Regions from separate parts of the Mus musculus genome. Here regions 1, 2 and 3 are each linked to region 4. The links are chromatin loops, found by intact Hi-C in ENCODE. Cell type or tissue: heart. All regions are shown on one strand.

Evidence for each region. A loop is a pair of places that touch in the nucleus more often than their neighbours do. Peaks named below come from ENCODE experiments on the same cell type or tissue, not always from the same donor. Only the 100,000 strongest peaks of a DNase experiment are listed, where the experiment ranks them.
Region 1: it touches region 4 in a loop (2.6-fold over the local background); 4 of 42 quality-filtered maps call a loop at or near these places.
Region 2: a loop joins it to region 4, with 2.5 times the contacts of the local background. A loop is called at or near these places in 9 of 42 quality-filtered maps.
Region 3: it touches region 4 in a loop (9-fold over the local background); 6 of 42 quality-filtered maps call a loop at or near these places.

Annotation. Positions count from the first base shown.
Region 1 is chr12:80,864,113-80,869,112 of GRCm38, forward strand. Susd6 (sushi domain containing 6) reads left to right here. Exons shown (of 6, transcript NM_178682.4): 3 at 4,315-4,512. Among named protein-coding and RNA genes, the nearest start is that of Gm23298, 45 kb to the right of the region's middle. In heart, no CTCF peak of the experiment used is centred here; DNase peaks (open chromatin) are centred at 3,109 and 4,459.
Region 2 is chr12:80,882,840-80,887,839 of GRCm38, forward strand. No RefSeq gene overlaps it. Among named protein-coding and RNA genes, the nearest start is that of Gm23298, 26 kb to the right of the region's middle. In heart, no CTCF peak of the experiment used is centred here; DNase peaks (open chromatin) are centred at 1,242 and 2,722; H3K4me3 peaks cover 856 bases.
Region 3 is chr12:80,943,381-80,948,380 of GRCm38, forward strand. Srsf5 (serine and arginine-rich splicing factor 5) reads left to right here and starts at 2,119. Exons shown (of 8, transcript NM_001079694.2): 1 at 2,119-2,292; 2 at 3,196-3,340; 3 at 3,931-4,001; 4 at 4,116-4,214; 5 at 4,416-4,485. The coding sequence starts at 3,215. Gm20337 (predicted gene, 20337) reads right to left here and starts at 2,019. Exons shown (of 3, transcript NR_045057.1): 1 at 1,357-2,019. In heart, a CTCF peak has its summit at 1,981; DNase peaks (open chromatin) are centred at 2,101 and 2,791; H3K4me3 peaks cover 2,314 bases; H3K27ac peaks cover 1,662 bases.
Region 4 is chr12:80,787,809-80,792,808 of GRCm38, forward strand. Susd6 (sushi domain containing 6) reads left to right here and starts at 2,724. Exons shown (of 6, transcript NM_178682.4): 1 at 2,724-3,007. In heart, CTCF peaks have their summits at 2,585 and 3,986 (motif pointing left); DNase peaks (open chromatin) are centred at 2,683 and 3,583; H3K4me3 peaks cover 2,698 bases; H3K27ac peaks cover 2,678 bases; H3K27me3 peaks cover 256 bases.

The DNA.
Region 1 (5,000 bases), 76 kb after region 4:
CCTCTGATATGTTGCACCACCCTTGCCTTCTGGGTAGCATTGAACCTCTAAGTATCTTAACCTCTCTTTCTTAATTTGCTCGTCTGTATCTCTATTGTGTTTGGAGAGTATATTGAGAGGGGGGAGGGGGAAATGTATATATTGGGAAACATAGGGAGTTCCACATGTAAACTGTAAACTGCTTAGAGTAGTGCTTGGCATATATCAGTAAGCATGAACTGTTAAGACTCTGCTTTTGAAGGAGAGTCTTCAAAGAAGCCTTTGACCACCACCAGATGGTTACCCACCCCCAATCTCTCTGTCTCTCCTCCCTCCCTCCCTCCCTCCCTCCCTCCCTCCCTCCCTCCCTCCTTCCCTCCCTCCCTCCCTCCCTCTCTCCCTCCCTCCCTTTATATTTGTAATGCTCTAATTCTAACTTGTTTGGGATACTTTTCACCTTCTCTTTGAACAAGGTATGGACAGGTCCACCTTGGAGAAAATCACTCAACTCAAATGAACGAGCCTCCTTGTCCTAATGTGAAATGGTTCATGTAGAAGGAACTCAGGAAAGTGGTGCATCTAGGAGCTGTGTACACTACCTACATACAAAAAAACCACGTGAACAAGTTTACTTTCTGTAATCCCCTTGTCTTTTCTCTGGCTCTGTTGTTAACAAACTGGAACTAGAAATTGAACCTTTTTATCAAGAAAGAGTTTTACAGTGAGTAAATGTCCCTCTTCTAAATAACCTTAAAGGGTCCTCTGCTAAATGGTGGGGTTTTTACCTGCCTGCCTGCCTGCCTGCCTTCCTTCTTTCTTTCTTTTTTTCTTTTTTTTTTTTTTTTGGACAAAGCCTTACTGTGTAGCCTAGACTGTTCTTGAACCCAGAATCCTCCTGATGCTAGAATTATAGGAGTGAGGTACCACACCTAGTTATGTCTCATGCTCTATCATGTAGATCTTTCTGTTTTTGGATCCACAAACCTATCTTCCAATACTTCCAAGAACTCTTCACAAAGACTGCTGACCATTAACAGTAGCCTTTACTAGCCCTATGTTATTTAGCTTTCTGTTATTGTGAAGAAAAAAAAAATAACCAAGAAAAGCAACTTTAAAAAGAGGAAAGGAGTTTATTTTGGCTACCTTTTCCGCCCAGTCACTTGAGCCCGTAGCAAAGCAGAACATCATGGTAGAACACATGATGACACAGAGCTGGCTTTACCTAGAGTTAGCCAAGTAAAGGACAGATGGGAGTAGAGTGAGGGAAGGGGAGGAAAGAGGACATACTGTGAACAGGCCAAGGAATTAGGACTGTAGGCTCTATTCAGTGTCATGCTCTGCCTTAGTGTGATCTTTATAGCCCTCCTTAAAGACATGTGGAAAGGACTCGCTCTAATTGTTTGCTGGAATTATAGCCAGGTAGGACAATTACAGTACTATTTCAGCTCCGCTCCAGTGACCACCTCTCTAGAACTGATGCTTGGGCCTGGGACCCTCTTTTTCTCCCCTCCCCTACTCTCAGTCCTTAGGAGAGTTTCTCTCTGGCCATCTTGTCAGCACCTTCATTAAACACATTTTTTTTTTAAAGATTGATATTTACTTATGTATTTATATTATTTATATGAGTGTTTTGCATCTGTATATGTGTTTTGAACCCTGCAGCTCCTGTCTTTGACAGTGTGGTCTTTTCTTTGTAGCTGTTAGCCAGAAACCTCTTTTGTTAAGTCTTTTGAAAGTATACTAGATATTTAAATATATGCCTGCCTACAAACCTCCAATCCCTTAGAGACTGGAGCCTGTATACCCCTATTTTCTATAACTTATACTTGTTTTGAAAGAGTTGGGTATCTTTGGAGGGAGCTGAGTGACCAGAGCAGAATAAGACATCTGTCTTTTCATTGTACATGTTATTTTTAGCTCTATACCACATATATACTGATATCCTATGTATTTATGGGGTTTACAAGGGAAGAAAATGTGTAGCAGAGTAGGCTTGGCTCTAGAATTCTAGCCCTTTCTCTGAGATCCTCTTCCATGTGTACTGGCCTGCTTCTGTGTGGGTCCTGCCTGCTTTCAGGAGCTGGCCAGACTGTTCAGTATTAATTATGCCAAGGAAATGAACCAGTTAGACACAGTCTATAGAGCGCCAAGAGTCAGTCAGAAGGTCTGAGGGACTTACTACTCAATGGACGGAAAATGAAAAATGAAATAGTAAAGCAACTGTTTGCTTGCCAGCTGTCTGAATGATTTGGCCACCACTTAGGGAACTACAGCAATATTTTCACTCACTTCTCTCCTGTTTAGGACTTTGAGCCAGGTGGGTGGCAGGGATGTCAGAGGTGTATCCTTTAAGGGGACAAGGACTCATACTTGCATTCATCTTCTGGTGTCATAGTTTCTGCTGGACTTTTAGATCCTTTGGCAACTTTTAAAAAATTGCTGAGCTGAAACAGTAGCTCAGCGGGGAATGTATACTACTATGTGTGAGGTCCTGGGGTTGATCTGCAGTACTGCCGAAGGATCAAATAAAGGGAAAGTGAGGGGGGCATTTGGGATAGCATTGGAAATGTAAATGAAGAAAATACCTAATAAAAGTAAATAAAAAAAATATTTATTAAAAAAAAAAGGAGCCGGGTGTGGTAGCGCATGCTTTTAATCCCAGCACTTGGGAGGCAGAGGCAGAGGCAGGCGGATTTCTGAGTTCGAGGCCAGTCTGGTCTACAAAGTAAGTTCCAGGACAGCCAGGACTATACAGAGAAACCCTGTCTCGAAAAACCAAACCAAAAAAAAAAAAAAAAAAAAAAAGGAAAGTGAATGAAATTGTCTCTGATGGCATGCTGTCTAGCCAGCATGGATAAGTCCCTAATTCAGTCCCAAACACCTGCCCAAAAACAGTTATAACCGCACTTAAATGATGAAACAAAAGAAAATGGCATATTTTCTACCTACCTCTAGGGATGTGCAACCTGAGGGCAGGATTGTTTTCCATCTGACACTTTCCCCCAGCCAGACTTGATATTAACTGCATAATAGCATCTGGGTCAGGTGGGAGGCTGCAAGGGCACAGCTACAGAATGTGGTCCATGGGATGTTCACATGGGAAGAAGCCAGGGCCTTTTCCTGCTAGTCAGACACGCCTGTGTGATTCCCAGTCACTTGGAGCTGTTAGAGGAAGTGAGAAGAGGAAATGGCCATTCTGATCCCACATAGATGGATGATGTCTCTGTGATACGAGGGACAGGCTGGCAAGGAGTCAGCAAGATGAATTTCCTTTGGAAAAAGCTTTGTTGTATCTTGTGATTATAAAAGATTTGGAAAGTTGGAGGTAATGAGTGCCTGATCATGTTGCCTTCGCCAGGCTAGACTTTAGTGACTCCTTAGTGCCCCCATTGACTAGGCAAGGGTAGCTAGACACACCACCTTGTATTGCCTGGCTTGGGATTCAGTTCTATAATCTGTCTGAAATAGAAATAGTTTTCCATCTCCTAAGAGCTGCTTGGTCCTTCCAGCTCCTGTGACACCCTTTCTAAACCAACATCCTACCACACCTGTTTGCCATCTCTTTAGTTAACCAATTTGAGGTGGTGAAAGGAAGTGATCTTGGTATACATAAATTTATAAACCGATCAGCTCATGGGATAGGGATTAGGACTCAGGGGAAGAAGAGCTGGGGTTAGAATCAAAGGGCCTGACTCTGGTCCCAGGTTGACTGCCCCCTGCCTGCCCCAATCTTGGCTAAAAGTTGCTTCACTTTTGCAGGACTTAGTATCCTCATCATTAGAGGGAAGAGATGATAACTATCTCACAGAATCCTAAAAGATGATGATGACTTTAAAACTAGATTGTCATACCTAGAGGGAAAATGTGGGATAAAGGCAAGTGACGCCTAGCAGACAAAAGAAGATGCACAGGACTTTGGAAGCCTCCCAGGAAAGCTCTCTGAGATCTTCACAGAAGCCAAACTCATCCAGGGAGTCTTTCCTGGAATTGATGTTGTAAACAGCCTAAAACTTAGCCTAGTGAGTTGCCCGTACTTTATCCCACAGTCTGACTCACTGTTAGTGGATGCTGTTAGAATCAAGTGCAAATTACAGCAGGTACAGAACTTTTCTGGAGTCTGCTGGCCATTGGTAGGGAGAGAAATACTGTGGGCAACCAGACTGACCAATTGCTGGTACATTTCCCTCACCGTCAGTGACAACTGGAATTCCACACTAGTTCAGTAGGCTTTCCCAAGGACGGGTCTATGTCCCTTTGTGATTTGGGGCCATGCTACTAAGACAAGATACCCATTTGAAAGTCTCATTGTAGTACCATCTCCCTCTGTCTTTGCAGTGTGTCCTCTGCCCCCAGAGCCAGAGAATGGTGGCTACATTTGCCACCCCCGGCCTTGTAAAGACCCCTTGACAGCAGGCAGTGTCATCGAGTACCTGTGTGCAGAAGGCTACATGTTGAAGGGTGACTACAAATACCTGACCTGCAAAAATGGCGAGTGGACGCCAGCCATGGAGGTTAGCTGTCATCTCATTGAAGGTCAGTCTGCAGATAAAAACGGGTGCTGCCTGGGTTCTGCTTTTTCCCTGGCTCCTGGGGAGTAGCACATGCTTTCTCGAGAGCTCTCTTAGGCTGTGTTAAAAGCCATTTGGCCTCTCAGCCTCTGTGGTAATTCCATGTCTTGTGGAAGTCCTTGGGTTTGCTGGCGCATGCCATGTTGCATTTACTCTGAACCATTGAGGGGCTCTGTTTCTTTATTGAGGCATCTGCTTGACTGTGTAAAACTCCTCTGAGGTCAGGATTTCTGTTTGACTAATCAGGTGCTGATACCCTTAGGCTGGGCTCTGCTAGCGCAGAGAGCAGTGAGCATAGCACGAACACATTTTCCGGTGTCTCTTCCATTTCATTTTTTCCCTTAAAGAGTCCTTTTTCCTTCCTGCCTCCTCTTGTCTTACATGACAGGAAAATGCAGGTTCCTAAAGGGAAGTGTGTGTCGCAGAGCCATCTCTGTGCTTCATTCACAGTTG
Region 2 (5,000 bases), 95 kb after region 4:
GCATTCTGGGCTCAGTCTGCACTTCCCTAGTCCCTAGCAACTTACTGGACTGAGGCAGGGGTAGGAGTAGTGGCATGATGGTGAACGTGAGCTTTATAAATAAAGAAATGGGCTTAAGAGTGTAAATGCTGGGGTAGTGGGATCATAGGTTCAAGGCTAGGTTGGGCTGTATAGCAAGAGACTGTCTAAAACAACAAAACCCCAAATCAGGGTGATTGGTCTAGGAAGCACAGAATCTTAGGTTCTGTCCCCAGTACTACAATAATGGTTAATAGCAATCAAAAAGTGCGTTATTATAAAGTCACACTGCTATGAAATGGTAGAAACTAGAATTCAAATCTGTCTTCCAGCCTTCATTCTTAATATATGCCCCAGGGAGCTCTGCCTATAACCCCAAGTTACCTCAGGATGCAAGAACAGAAAACCATTCAAACTAGCTCTACCAAGAGAGCTTGAAGGTTGTTTCCCCAGCCCCCTGGAACTTAGTGTCCAAGGGAAGACAAAGCACAGATGGTACAGTGGCCATTTGCTTCTCAGTTCTGCAGTTGAAGATACAGAGCTGTCCTGCTAATGTGTCTTCTGGCCACCTGGTAGCAGAGCAGGAATGGAGCTGAGTGCTAGAGTATGTTTCTGTCCCACACCCTCAGTAAGTCTGCATTTCTGCTTGGTTTTTTTTTTTTTTTTTTTTTTTGGTTTTTTGGTTTTTCGAGACAGGGTTTCTCTGTGAAGCCCTGGCTGTCCTGGAACTCACTCTGTTTGAGGCTAGCCTGCCTCTGCCTCCCCAGTGCTGGGATTAAAGGCATGTGCCACCGCGCCAGGCTAACTTTTTTTTAATTGAGAAAAAAACTTGGATACAATGTATTTTTATCATGTCCACCCTACTCCTCCCAGATCCTAGTTTCTCTACCCACCCAACTTTAAGTTCTCTCTTGCTCGCTCTCTTTCCCTCCTTCTCCCTCCCCCTCCCCCTCCCTCCCCTTTCCTCCCTCTTTCTCCCTCGATCCATTTCCCATGTGTCCTGGGCCAGCCAGCCTCTTCCTCTCTCCTCTACCCCCTTCCCCAGATCCTCTTCCCTTCCTGCCAAAAAAAATCGTCCTTCCACTAGGCCTGTCATATGACTGATTCCTCTGAGGGAATCACCTTGCCCTGCTCTCTGAGGTGCTCCCTCCTCCCGCATGACACCACTGCCGTTTATCAAACACAACACTTAAGATCTTTCTGCCTCCTCTAATGCATAGATCCCTGAGTGGGAGAGGGCGGTGCTGGGGGGAGCAGTGATGCCGTCATCCCACTTAGGATTGAGTGCTCCAAAGGTTTTCACTTTATCAAAGTGGCTTTGGGAAGGGCTTGGCTTTGCCCCAGCAGTCAATATGGTTCCTGGTCCTAGGAGAGCCAAGTGAGCTGGGAGCCATCCTGCAGCCCCTGTTCTCTTTGTTCCCAAAAACCTTGGACATAGAATAAGCAGCCAAAGGGGAATATGAACAGCCCACCCCACTGTGGAGTTGGTGGCCTGCCTTCTCAACTAGCCCAGAGAAGAAAAACATAATCGCCAGGTCCCACCCATGCAGTGAAGAAGTGAATCCCACCAGGGACTGCTGTGTTTTATAAAAAGAAAAGGAAAAAAAAAAAAAAAACAGGAATATGTTGGGTGGAGGTAAGGTATGGTGTGGGAGAAGGGGGTGCCTCTGTGGACCCATGCTGAGGCATCCCTTCCCCCTGAGGGACCAGCCACATGATGGTATAGTATAGAATAGTTTATTCAGGGCATGGGGAGGGAAGGAGAGAGAGAGAGAGAGAGAGAGAGAGAGAGAGAGAGAGAGAGAAGCAGCCCCTTTTATAGTGAGTCAGGCGTACCTGGCTGTTGCCAGGTAATTGTGGGGCAGAGCCTAGACAAAATGCCAACAGGGACATTGGCCTGTGAGAAAGCCACTTTTACAAGGCACAGGCCATTTACCCATTTCATAAGTGAAAAAAAAAAAAAAAAGAAAAGAAAAGAAAAGAAAAGAAAAGAAAAGAAAAGAAAAAAGTAACTCAGGCGGATCCAAGTGCAGCCCAAGGCCACCTTAAGTAGCCAGTCTCCCACTGAGCTAGGATTTGAATCCAGGCTCCTGGATTGAGCCCCATGGGGACTACTAGTCACCTCTACATCCCACTGCTTTGGTCATTACTTTCTGGGAATACCTCCCCCAGCACCTGGCCCTAGTCTAAGTATTATCCTGGCCAAAATTTCCTCCCAAGAGTTCCCGAGGCCATCCCATGTAAAGCTGAGCCCCCGGTCTCCCTCCCACCCCCCCCCCCATCCCTGGTGTGGCTTTGCCCGAGCAGTTGGCACAATGAGCCACCCTGCAACTCCTGTCTGCCCCTGGCCCAGAGGAATTGTGTCTTGCAGCTTTTCTTCAGGAAATAGTGCTGGGGCATTTCCAGGGTTTTCCCTTTCATTGTTAAATGAGATACTATTTGACTGTGAGCTTGTTTTGGGATGGTACACATTCCTGAGCTGGGCTTGGTTCTCCTGCAAGTTGTTTGCGAACATTATAAAACCACAAGAAAGTCCCATCCCATGCCCTGGAGGGGAACAGCTGCCTGGTTTTCTGGACTTCCCCTGACACCCCTGTGTCCTGGGAAAAGGAAATTTCGCAACTTGGATGTGGCCCCAGCAGTCTGCGGGGGCAGCTTAGACTTTATAAGTCTGAGATAGCGGTTGGGTCTAGGCTTCTCAACTTAGTCCTGCAAGGCAGAAGGTCTGGCAAGTGTGGACATCTCCCCAGAGGAACTTCCCTTGGGGAATAACAGTGTGACCTCCAGTGAAGACAGCTTGTTTGTAGATGAAGCCTGCCAGCTGAGCTCAACATCTGGAGAGTCGGGGGAAGGGGAGGGGGCATGTGAAACAAGTTCTTTGGTTCAGCACAAACACATCAGGCATATGCTGCCTCATTTCGGGGTGGGGATGGGGGTGGGGCACTGGTTTCCTGAAGCCCTTGAGTGGCTGTTCTCAGAGACTAGGTGGGACTTTACGCCACCGCCACTCTAGCGGATGGCCGCTTCCTACCTCTGCTCCAGTCATTTCAGAGCTCATTCCGTTTTGAATGTGTTCAGTAAACTATTATCTGGCATCACACAAAGTCTGATACTAGCTTCTCAGAAGGCAGTGGTGAGTGAGACTCAGTTTACCCCTCAAAGCATGTGTACAGTGGGGAAGAGGGCTTTACAAAGAAGACCACGGTAAGGATGGAAAGCTGTAAAGACCAATTGGCAGAGTGGCTGCGGAGTGAAGAGGTGGGTCGGTGCTGTGGGGGAGGAGCATAGTGTCCCCCATGAAAGAAGATGCCTCTTGCTTTGTGTCTTAGAGAATAAATTATGGTTTAATACTTTTCACGGAGAAGTGAGCAAGGGGCTATTGAGCAAAATGGGAAGAGGAGGGTCTTTCAGGTTATAGACATCCACAGGAATAAGAAGTGAGTAAATAAGTAGCAAATTCTAAAGTGAGGAACATAAAAAAATTATTGTTCCTCCTCCTTTTCTCTCTCTCTTTCTCTCTCTTTCTCTCTCTTTCTCTCTCTTTCTCTCTCTCTCTCTCTCTCTCTCTCTCTCTCTCTCTCTCTCTCTCTCTCTTCCTCCTCCTCCTCCTCTTCCCCCTCTTCCCCCTCCTCCCCCTCCTCCCTCCTCTTTGGAGATTTAAAAAAATAAGGTCTGATATGAGGCAAATCAAACCTATGATAATCTTTAAATCAGCTCAGATTAAGAGTACCTTTCTCAGCCGGGCGTGGTGGCGCACTCCTTTAATCCCAGCACTTGAGAGGCAGAGGCAGGCGGATTTCTGAGTTCGAGGCCAGCCTGGTCTACAAAGTGAGTTCCAGGACAGCCAGGGCTATAAAGAGAAACCCTGTCTCGAAAAACAAACAAACAAACAAAAAGAGTACCTTTCTCTTCAAGGATAGACTTCAATATTCCCTCCTGGCTGTCCTAGAACTCTGTAGACCAGACTGACCTTGAACTCTTTTTTTTTTTTTTTTTTTTTTTTTTTTTTTGGTTTTTGGAGACAGGGTTTCTCTGTGTGACCCTGGCTGTTCTGGAACTCACTTTATAAACTAGGCTGACCTCGAACTCAGAAATCTGCCTGCCTCTGCCTCCCAAGTGCTGGGATTAAAGGTGTGCACCCACTACTGCCGGATTTGGCCTTGAACTCTTAAGTCCTCCTACCTCTGCCTCCCAAGTGCTAGTAAAGACATGCACCACTTCTGCCTGGAGACTTCATTGATTTTCAACCAAAGACACAGCAACAGGATACCCACAGACAAGTGCAGAGCCTTCCCTCCTGAAGTCTGTGGCTTACTAACAGCTGAGCAGAACTTCCTAGGGACCAACTGGCTTCTCTCTCTGCAGATGGAGGCATTTGAGGTGTCCAGTACAGGCCCTGCTTTCTCTTTGGCTGGGACAACACAGGGTGCATGCACTGCCTGAGAGTGACTTCCTGTCAGCAACAACCAGGCAGCTAGCTACTCAAAGTTAAAAATTAAACTGTTTACCGTTTTTCTTAGTGATTTCCAGAAATGAGGGGGCGGGAATCAAGCCCTGTGGCCCCAGGTCTGTAATCCTATCTACTCAGAAAGCGGAGGCAGGAGGATTGGAAACTCAAGGCCTGCCTGAGCTCCCAACTCGGTTTTAACCCAACACGGCTAACTTACCAAAACCCTGTAGAAACATAGCTCAGCGGCAGAGTGATTGATGCCTTCCATGCACGAGGCCCCAGGTTCAAACACCAGTGCTGAGCCAAAAGGGGTGATAGTGAACCTGGAGGGACAACACTGAACCCCACTGGGGACAGTACTTCCACCCAGTCACAACGTTCTTCTTGTCCATTTCTATTTTTCATTGGAGGCATCCAGAAACGGTCAAGCTATTTAATAATAGTGGCCATGAAAGCATCAGGAGTTATATCTCTGGCCTGCTAGGTTGATGGAAGACACAAGGAAAACAAGAGTAAAATTGGAAATATTCCT
Region 3 (5,000 bases), 160 kb after region 4:
AAGTAAAAGATGGGCTTATAGGGTGAATCTGAGTCAGAAACAGAATCTCTCTCTCTCTCTCCCCCTCTCTCTCTTCAGACAGTGTTTCACGGTGTAGCTCCGGCTAACTCTGAACTCACTACATAGAGTAGGCTACTTCCTTCCTCTGCTCCTAAACACTGGGATTAAAAACATACCTATCCATCATGCCTGGCTACAGTAAGCTTTCTTATCAACTCCTAACACCTTCAGGGAGGGTGTAACCCGATTTCTGGGGAGAGGAAGGCAGCTAGCAGGTCTGTGATGGACAATAAATGTTCTCTTAATCTGTGATCTCTGTAACTCTTTTCCTCTACTACATATATGTTATTTGTTTGAATGTCTTTGGAAAGGATGCCCTTGCCCCTAAAGAATGACATGGGGAAAATATTTATCCAAAAGAGAGTACCCCCCACCCCCAGACATTTCTGGGATAATACAAGTGTTTTTTTGTTTTTTTTTTGAGACAGGGTTTCTCTGTGTAGCCCTGGCTGTTCTGGAACTCAGAAATCCGCCTGCCTCTGCCTCCCGAGTGCTGGGATTAAAGGAGTGCGCCACCACTGCCCGCTACATGTTTTTTAATGGGTCCACTGATGCTGTTTTTATTTGCATAGTTAACTGAATAGACAAGCTTATTCCACGTGAATGAGGTCAGACCCAGGGTTGCTCTGCTCCTTCTTGAGCTATCAGTTCATCCCTGTGACCCTAGCTGAAATTGTGTGACTCTATTCTAGGTACATCTCAAAATCTAGATGATGCCTTAGGTTACAGATAAAAATATTAAAGAGAAGTAGCCTTTTTCACAACAACAACAGTCTTTATTGTCAATGTTTCTAGACCTCCCAACCTCACTGGGGAAGGCTGGATAGAGTTACCGATGTGGACTGCTGTGTATTACATCCATGCTGGAAGCATAAACTCTATTTCTCAATAACTGTTGATTTCGACTCTTTTTTTTTTTTTTTTTTTTTTTTGGTTCTTTGACTCAGGGTTTTCCTGGCTGTCTTGGACTTTGTAGATAAGGTAGGCCTGGAACTCACAGAGATGATTAAAGGCTGAAGCTACCACCGTCCACCTAACTATTGAGATTGAGACCTGGACAGAAAGGAATGGACAATGGCCAGTTGGATTTAGAAACAACTTGAAATCTTTCCCAGCTAGCTGAGCCAAGATTGGCCCTAGGGATTCAATATATAGGAGCGTTTTTTGTTTTTTTTTTTTTTACCCACAGTACCAATTTCATTATTTCACCACGTGAAATCTCTCCTTTAGTAGAAAACAATTCAGTTCCTTAGGCTGATCAGAACAAAAACCACAACACTGAAAGAATTCACTTACTTGAGCCTCAGAGAACCCTCTCTCTCTCTCTTTTTTCCGAGGCAGGATTTCTCTGTGTAGACCAGGCTGTCCTGGAACTCACTCTGTAGACCAGGCTGGCCTTGAACTCAGAAATCCTCCTGCCTCTGCCTCCCAAGTGCTAGGATTAAAGGCGTGTGCCACCACGCCCGGCTAAGAACCCTCTCTTGAAGGACATTGATAAGTACAATTTGCAGAAGAGGCTAAAGAGAGAAAGAAAGAAAGAAAGAAAGAAAGAAAGAAAGAAAGGAAGGAAGGAAGGAAGGAAGGAAGAAAGAAAGAAAGAAAGAAAGAAAGAAAGAAAGAAAGAAAGAAAGAAAGAAAGAAAGAAAGAAAGAAAGAATTGGACCTGGTGCTCGGGCCAATAATCCTATCACACTGAAGGCGGACCGGCTGGATCGCTGAGCTCAAGGCTAGCCAGGACTGCTTAGCGAGACCGACTATGTAAATGAATTTTTAAAAGAAACAGGTGATTTTTGAAAAGCCTGGGTTTCTTGGTAATCTTCGAGGGACCTAAGAAAAAGTTTAAATACATCTTTTCGTATCCAAAGAAGTGTCCCGGTGTATCCTGCCAACTGAACGAACGTTTCTAGTCCTCCCACCACCCACTGCTCTCGCCAGGGGTCGCGGTAAGGAAGCCCCGCCCTACTAGAACTTCCGGCTCCCAGGAACCGTCTGTCCTCAGCTCCAAGTGGGCGGTCCCCGAGCTTCTGGCACCGCCCCGGAAGTGACGCCAGGACGTCCCTTCCATTTTGTGCAACGTCCGAGCTGCTAAGTGCGTCAGTTGTGGAGAGACTGTAGACGAGTTGGGTTCGTGTGTATGTGTGTTGTGTGTGTGTTTGTGTAGGGAGGCAGACAGCTCCGTCGCAGACTACGGACCTCTCCGGGGTCTCAGCCGCCAAAGACCCTGTCCGGTAGGTGAGTGGCACGCTTTGAGGGCAAGGCTTCTCGGATCGAGGCTTCTTCATGGCCGCTCGGGTCGCAAGTGGCCGGGGCTTCGCTCTTTGCGGAGGACGGCGACTCAGAGAGCGCAGTTGATTTGAGGTGGGCGCTGGGGCACGTCTCCCTGTGGGTGTTGCGTGAGGGGGACACGAGGCGGAAGGGCGGGCGTGGGGAGGGCGTTTGTGTCGGGAAGCAGCGCGCCCCTCCCTGCCGCCCTTAATGGCTCTCATCGAGGCCCGGACGCCGGGGAGCCGGCCTGGCCCAGGGCAGCTTAGGGTTTCCCCCCGTGGGCCGGCGCAGGCGCAGCGCTCTGGGCCCCGGGCTTGCCCGTGTCTCGGGGGCACGCAGCTCGGCTCGCTACGCTCCTCCCCCCCCCACACCCCGCCGCATACTTCGGCCGTCGCCATTTTGTGCTGCGAACGCGCCCCGTCGCCCACTGCGCAGGCTCGGTGGTGGCGTCGCGAGATTCCGGCTTGTGACGCGCGGGGAGGCCGCGACGCGGGCGCGGCCGGCTGCTATTGGACCAGGCCTGGCAGAGGGCGGGCTCGGCTCCGCCCGCATTTCTCGGCCTGGCCTTAACTGCGGCAGATGGGAGGGGAACCCCGGGATCCGGGGACAGCGTGTGCGGCTGCGCAGTCTAGAAAGGTGGCTACTGGCGTTGTGGTGGGCTGCCGTGTGGAACCTGGGAAGGGGGTCTTTTGGAGAGTTAAGTTTTAACTTGGAATTTGAATGTGGTGGTCGTGAACGACTTAAAAGGTACATGGCGACCTTGTTAGTAGAGTTGGTAAACGTGGGGTGTGTTTGACTGCTTGACTGAACATCCCCCACCCCCATGGTGTCAATCGTTGATATTGTCTCGATTCAATTACTGCCTAACAGGAAACACTAGCCGGGCATCATGAGTGGCTGTCGAGTGTTCATTGGGAGACTAAATCCAGCAGCGAGGGAGAAAGATGTGGAAAGATTCTTCAAGGGTTACGGACGGATCCGAGATATTGACTTGAAAAGAGGTTTTGGTTTTGTGGTAAGTACTTGAAACTGAGTTGAATTATCTGTCGAGAAGTTAGGTAACTTTGTGGTGGTGACACATGCCTTTGGTCTCTGGCCCTTGGGAGGCAGGGGCAAGCCAATCCACAGAGAAACCCTGTCTCCAAAAAAAGAAAAAAAAAAAAAACAAAGTGGGTAGAGCTCTTGTGATGAGCATGGACTCTGAGTCCATGTGAATTGTTTTCCCAGAAAGATGTTAGAAGTGGCCAAGAAGCAGTGGCTTCTGTTAAGAAGTTAAAGTAACTGCTGGCTGGAGTTGATTCTCAGTCATCCCTAGCTTAGGGTTATAGTATCTGAGTGTAAGGTATATCTTAACACTTCCATGATTTTTTTTTTAAATTTATTTTTTATTTTTTTGGTTTTTCGAGACAGGGCTTCTCTGTATAGCTCTGGCTGTCCTGGAACTCACTTTGTAGACCAGGCTGGCCTCGAACTCAGGAATCTGTCTGCCTCCCGAGTGCTGGGATTAAATTAAAGGCGTGCGCCACCACGCTCGGCTTCCATGATCTTAATGTGCTGTAGAATGCATGCACGTCCAAAAGCTCTACTCTTACTGCTACATTTTAGGAATTTGAGGACCCAAGGGATGCAGATGATGCTGTTTATGAACTTGATGGGAAGGAACTTTGCAGTGAAAGGTAAGCATGATTGGTTTATAAGTAGTTCTCCCAGGGAAGTAGAGCAGAGTAGACATTTGCATATGTAAGTGCTCTCATGTGTAGTGTGTGAATGCTTTTTTTACCTCTTTGTAGGGTGACGATTGAACATGCCCGGGCTCGGTCTCGAGGTGGAAGAGGTAGAGGACGATACTCCGACCGTTTTAGCAGTCGCAGACCTCGAAATGATAGACGGTATGTGGTTTGGGTTTGGCTGTTACGGTTGGGTTAGGGTCCGTTAGCATTAAATGGTTCTCAGACTAGTTAAGTCTAGTTAGTCCACATGCTGAGAACCCAGAAACTTGATGGAATCACTATCTTGGCTTAAACTTGTCACATAGCATTTGACATTGTGACATAACATCTGACACTGAATGCTTATTTTTCTTTCTTCAGAAATGCTCCACCTGTAAGAACAGAAAATCGACTTATAGTTGAGAATTTATCCTCAAGAGTCAGCTGGCAGGTTTGTTGAAATACAGTTTTGAGATATTTTTTAATGTGGCATTTAAAAGTGTTAATGGGTAGTTAATGTTTTATTAATATATATCTTATTAAATGCTTTATCTTAAATTAATTTAATTGAACTATAATTTTAAACTTTAGTTAAATGTAACTGGGGGATGTTTCAGATTTTAATATTAGTGATCAAATGTAAATGTTTTGAGGTTATTTTTTCATGTTTTTTAAAATCAATTTTAACCAAATATTAAACCCTTTATTTGCCAGCCTATCTGTGTCGTTGGCCTTATGACGAGGAGTGCCTGTGGGTTATCCTAATCGTTGTCTTGGTCACTCTTGGTTGGGCCTGGTTGACTTTGCCAGTCAGCTCCTACAGTGATCAGTTGGCCACCTCTAGATCTGTGTTTGCCGGTCTAGACGTAATCGGTGCACTTACTTGAAGTGCCGGGTTGCAGCGATCCCAGAACCGTTGATAACGTGATCTGATCCCTAAGTTGAGAGCTGTCTTCCTGTAACGCT
Region 4 (5,000 bases):
TGATTGGATTCCTGCCAGACTGCTGGAGAGCCCCGGACACAGTCCGGGCTGGAGGACTTTGTTCCCAGTTGCTGAACTCTGGTAGGTGGTGAGTAATGATATGGGTTGACATCGTGAGATGCGGCAAGTGTTCCATGAAGTTCCCTGTTAGTGGCCAAACTGCCACGCACGGCTGGAGACTCAGCTGTCCTTTCAGAAGACATGATCTGTCTGTATACCCACTTTCTTCCTTTGCTTTCTTTTTTTTCACCCATCCTTCTGTTTGGTGGGGCTCGGGCTCTTCTTTACCCTTTCCCTGTTTCTTTTCTCTTGTCTCTTGGGTCTTCCTGCCAGGACCACAAGTTTTAGTAAGCTATGCTACGGTCCTGCAGTATTTCTCATCTTTTCTTTTGCTGAGACAGGATCTTGCTTTGTAGCTGAAGCTAGCCTTGTATTTGGAATCCTCCTGCCTCAACCTCTTTCCCTAATGCCGGAATTACAGGCTGTCCAGATCCTGCCAGGCTGATGTTTTTCAACCCCCTTAATGGTCTGGGCAGGTGCAGCTCCCTCAGACTGGGTAAGTAGGCAGGATGCCAGGTGTCTATTTTTCAGAGGAAGAAAGGAAAAAGAAGGGAATACATCAGGGGTTTCTCCTAGGCCCACAGGGAGAGGGGGGAGCTTTCTAAAGTGGTCCTCTGCCTGTGATTTGGGACCCTGAAAGGGGTTGAACCGGACCCTTTCTTTCACAGGGGGCACCTAAGACATCAAAAAATACAGATGTTTACATTACGATTCATAATACTACCACAATTATAGTTATGAAGTAGCAACAAAAAATAGTTTTATGGTTGGGAGTTTTGTCATAACATGAGGAACTGTATTAAGGGGATCACAGCATTAAGGCTGAGAGAACCACTGCTCTAAGGGATGGGTGTGTTGTTGTGGCAGTAATTCACAGCACCTTTATTGGAAGCTTTCTAGGTGAAAGGCCCTGAGGTGTAACTTTGTTCAAAGGGTATCTGGCAGAAAAGGAAGAAGAAGAAGAAGAAGAAAAAGAAGAAGAGGAGGAGGAGGAGGAGGAGGAGGAAGAGGGGAACTGAGAAGAAGAAGAAGAAGAAGAAGAAGAAGAAGAAGAAGAAGAAGAAGAAGAAGAAGAAAGAAGAGGAGGAAGAGGAAGAAGAGGAGGAGGAGGAGGAAGAGGAGAACTGAGAAGAAGAAGAAGAAGAAGAAGAAGAAGAAGAAGAAAAAGAAGAAGAAGAAGAAAGAAGAGGAGGAAGAGGAAGAAGAAGAAGAGGAGGAGGAGGAGGAGAACTGAGAAGAAGAAGAAGAAGAAGAAGAAGAAGAAAGAAGAGGAGGAAGAGGAAGAAGAAGAAGAGGAGGAGGAGGAGGAGAACTGAGAAGAAGAAGAAGAAGAAGAAGAAGAAGAAGAAGAAAGAAGAGGAGGAAGAGGAAGAAGAAGAGGAGGAGGAGGAGAACTGAGAAGAAGAAGAAGAAAGAAGAGGAAGAGGAAGAAGAAGAAGAGGAGGAGGAGGAGAACGAAGAAGAAGAAGAAGAAGAAGAAGAAGAAGAAGAAGAAGAAGAAAAAGAAGAAGAAGAAGAAACAAAAAACTCCAGTAGATCCTAGGTAGGGCACTTGCACAGATAAAAGAAAAGGCTGGGCATGGTGGGGCACACCTTTAATCCCAGCACTTGGGAGGCAGAGGCAGTCGGATCTCTGAGTTCGAGGTCAGCCTGGTCTACAGAGTGAGTTCCAGGACAACCAAGGCTACACAGAGAAACCCTGTCTCGAAATAAATAAATAAATAAATAAATAAATAAATAAATAGAAATAAAAAGAAAGAAAGAAAAAAAAAAGAAAAGGCTAACAGGCCTTCTTAATTTATGAGTCACTGATTTTCAAGGAGTGCTTCAACATTTATTGAGCACCTCTAAGACAGGCCAAGTACCTAGTACCAAGTACCTAGGCACAAAGAGATAGTTCCTACTGTCATATGGCCACCCCTCTGTAGTGAGAGTCACTGTTAAATGGATGCAGCTGACCAGTGCTCAATTTGCTCACCTAAGACGCGCTTGAAAGCAATTCAAGGAGGCTCAGAAGCAGAGCAAAAAGCTAGGGGCCAAGCCTGCAGCTCTAGGTTCCCCAGGCCTCGCTGGAATGTCAGTTTCCTCCATTTAAGATCTGCCAGGTGTTTTTGAGTGCGCAGAAATAGCACTCAGGGACACCCATTAAAAAGATTCCTGAAGCCCACCCCAGCGTTATAGAATCAGAATGGCCTGATCTACATTTCCACCCCCACCTAACCCCCTCGGGACACTTTTGAGATAGTTAAGTTACACACCCTAACCTAGAGTACAGCTTAATAGGGAGATAATAACCTGCTTTGAAGATAGGTCAGGCAAGCGATTCAAGACCTAAATGGGCGACGTGTGTAGAAGAGGCTCTTAAACAACAGTATACTTCCTTGCAAATGACAGTAATTAAAACATCCAAATAATAACCAAACAATAACAGTAAAAGAACCGGAGGGCCCTCTAGGAAGGTGGCTTAACTAGAGTATTACAGCCAGAGCAGTTCGAGTGACTGTCTCTTTAAGGTTCCCTCCCCCCGCCGCCAGGGGCGTGTCAGACAAGGTCAGAGGCGCGTGCGCGTGACTCCTCGGGGCGGTCGCAGCGGCGCGACGCCTGCGCTTGTTGCGTGCGTGCCTGACCCCGCCCAGGCCTCGTCCCTGCCCTGCCCCCTCTGCGGGGCCTCCCCCGCCCGCGTCGTACAGCTGGGCCAGTGACGCTGGCGCAGCCGTCGCCACCGCCGCCGCGTTCCATCCTCAGGAGCCGGCCACCGCTCGCGTCCTCGTCCTCGTCCTCCTCCTTCGTCAGCGCCCGGCCGCGTGAGCCAGACCAGGGCACGCGAGGCGTCGCGGGGGACCCGACAGGGAGTGCAGGCAGGCGGGCGCGCTCAGCGGCGGAGCGGGTTCGGCGACGCGGGAGCTGCTAGCGCCCCCTTTCCCGGAGGTCTCGGCGCCGCTCCCGGGTGAGTTGTCACCGCCGCCCGGGCTGGAGGGGCCGGCTTTGTGTCAGCGGCGCGCGGGGCCGGTTGTCAGGGCACTGGCGGGCAAGCACTTCCTCAGGGACGCGGGCCTTCTGCGCGGCCGCCTGCTACCGCGCCGGCCGGTGTCAGCACTGCGAGCCGCGCGGGAGTAGCCGGGTCGGGCCGCTCCGAGGGCGGCGGCGTGGTTGTGCCGGTGCCCGAGAGCGGAGAGCAGATCGGGCTCGGTGGAGCGCGCTGCAAGGCGGAGGCCCTCCAGTCCAGCGAAGCCGCGGTTCCGCACGGCGGGACCGGCTTGGCCGAGGTGGGTTTCCTGAGGAAACCTTGCAGCCGCTCGCCTGTGCGCGGGAGCGTTCTGGAGCCCCAGCGCCTGGTCGCCTCTTCAGTCGCAAAAACTTTTCTTATTATGTGGGCTGAAACTTGCCGAACCCATTTCCTGTTTTGTTTCGGTTTTACTGTAACTACATATAGACTTTCTTACTTGTGAGACTGATGGTCCCTCCCGGGACAGCCACCATGGTGGAAAAACTTACCTGTAACGGAATTGGGAGGGCAGCAAGGCCGGGGATCCCAAAGAGGCATTAAGTTCATTGGGAACTTTACATTAGTTCAGCAGAGGCCCAATGTTGTTGCCACACACTTCTTTGGTGACAAGGTAGTGTGCTGCCCTTTGTTGCTCTTGTTGGTTGGGGTTCGAAGAGAGGTGCGGGGACATTATCCTTTTCAGTTAAGCCATGGGTATTTAGTCCTTTCTAGATCTGCAAGATCCGCAGTGACTTTCCACTTTTCACTGGTCAATCGGTTTTTGGTGTTAGAATCCCTTTGGTTAATAATAATAATAATAAAATCACACATACACACACACACACACACACACACACACACACACACACACTTTTGTGCTCTGGGAATTCTACACCCAGGCTGTCACCATCTAGTGGAGACTAGTAGAGACATGCCCTTGGCTTTGACTTCTTAGTTTTCTGAGCTTTGCATTTTTCATTAGATGCACATTCAAGTAGAAATGAGAACTGTCTTGAGTTGGGGGTGGGAGTGGATTCCTGTATTTCAATAAAGGAATCACTTCATAAGGTGGTGATACTGTGGAAAACTTGTTGAGGGTTTATTGTGTCCCAAGCTAAATTCATTTAGCGTGTGTGAGTTTGAGTGTGTGAACTTGTGCTGGTGTGGAGGTCAAAGAACAAACTGCAGGAGCCAGTTTTCTACCTCCCAGCAATTGAACTCTGGTGATCACGTCTGGTGCTTCTCCACTCTGAGCTATCACACTGGCCCAAGTTTCACTTTTGATCTCATGTAATAATATTTGAGGTAGGGCCGATATTATCCTTATTTTTTCAGTTGAGATGAAAGTTACACATGTTAAATAATGTAAGCCACAAATGTAAGTTCTGGAGTGTCTAGATTCTTCTCAAAACACCACTGTTTGAGGCTCTTTCTCTGATGATAAGCATCCCTAACTTGCTCCTGGAAGCCCAGTAATGGTAGGTTGCACAATACTAGTTCACTTTTTTTTTTAAATTTCATATCATACACAGCATATGCCAGTCGTTACCTGGTTTTATAGATACTGGGATGATTAAAACTGAAACCAGACAGATTTTCATGGTGCTCAACTTTTAATTTAGTTTATTTTGATTTATGGTGTTAGTTTTCATTACTGTTTGCTGCTTTTTGTTTGTTTTTTGTTTTTTCGAAACAGGGTTTCTCTGTATAGCCCTGGCTGTCCTGGAACTCACTTTGTAGACCAGGCTGGCCTCAAACTCAGAAATCCGCCTACCTCTGCCTCCCGAGTGCTGAGATTAAAGGTGTGAGCCACCATGCCTGGCTCACTGTTTGCTGCTTAAGGAACTTTGTACCCATTAAGTTTAAAAGGAAGAACAGTTATCAGTTCGAGACTGACCCTGTAGATGGGATTCCTGTCTACAGAGGGACTCTGGATATTGTAGTAGGAATGAGA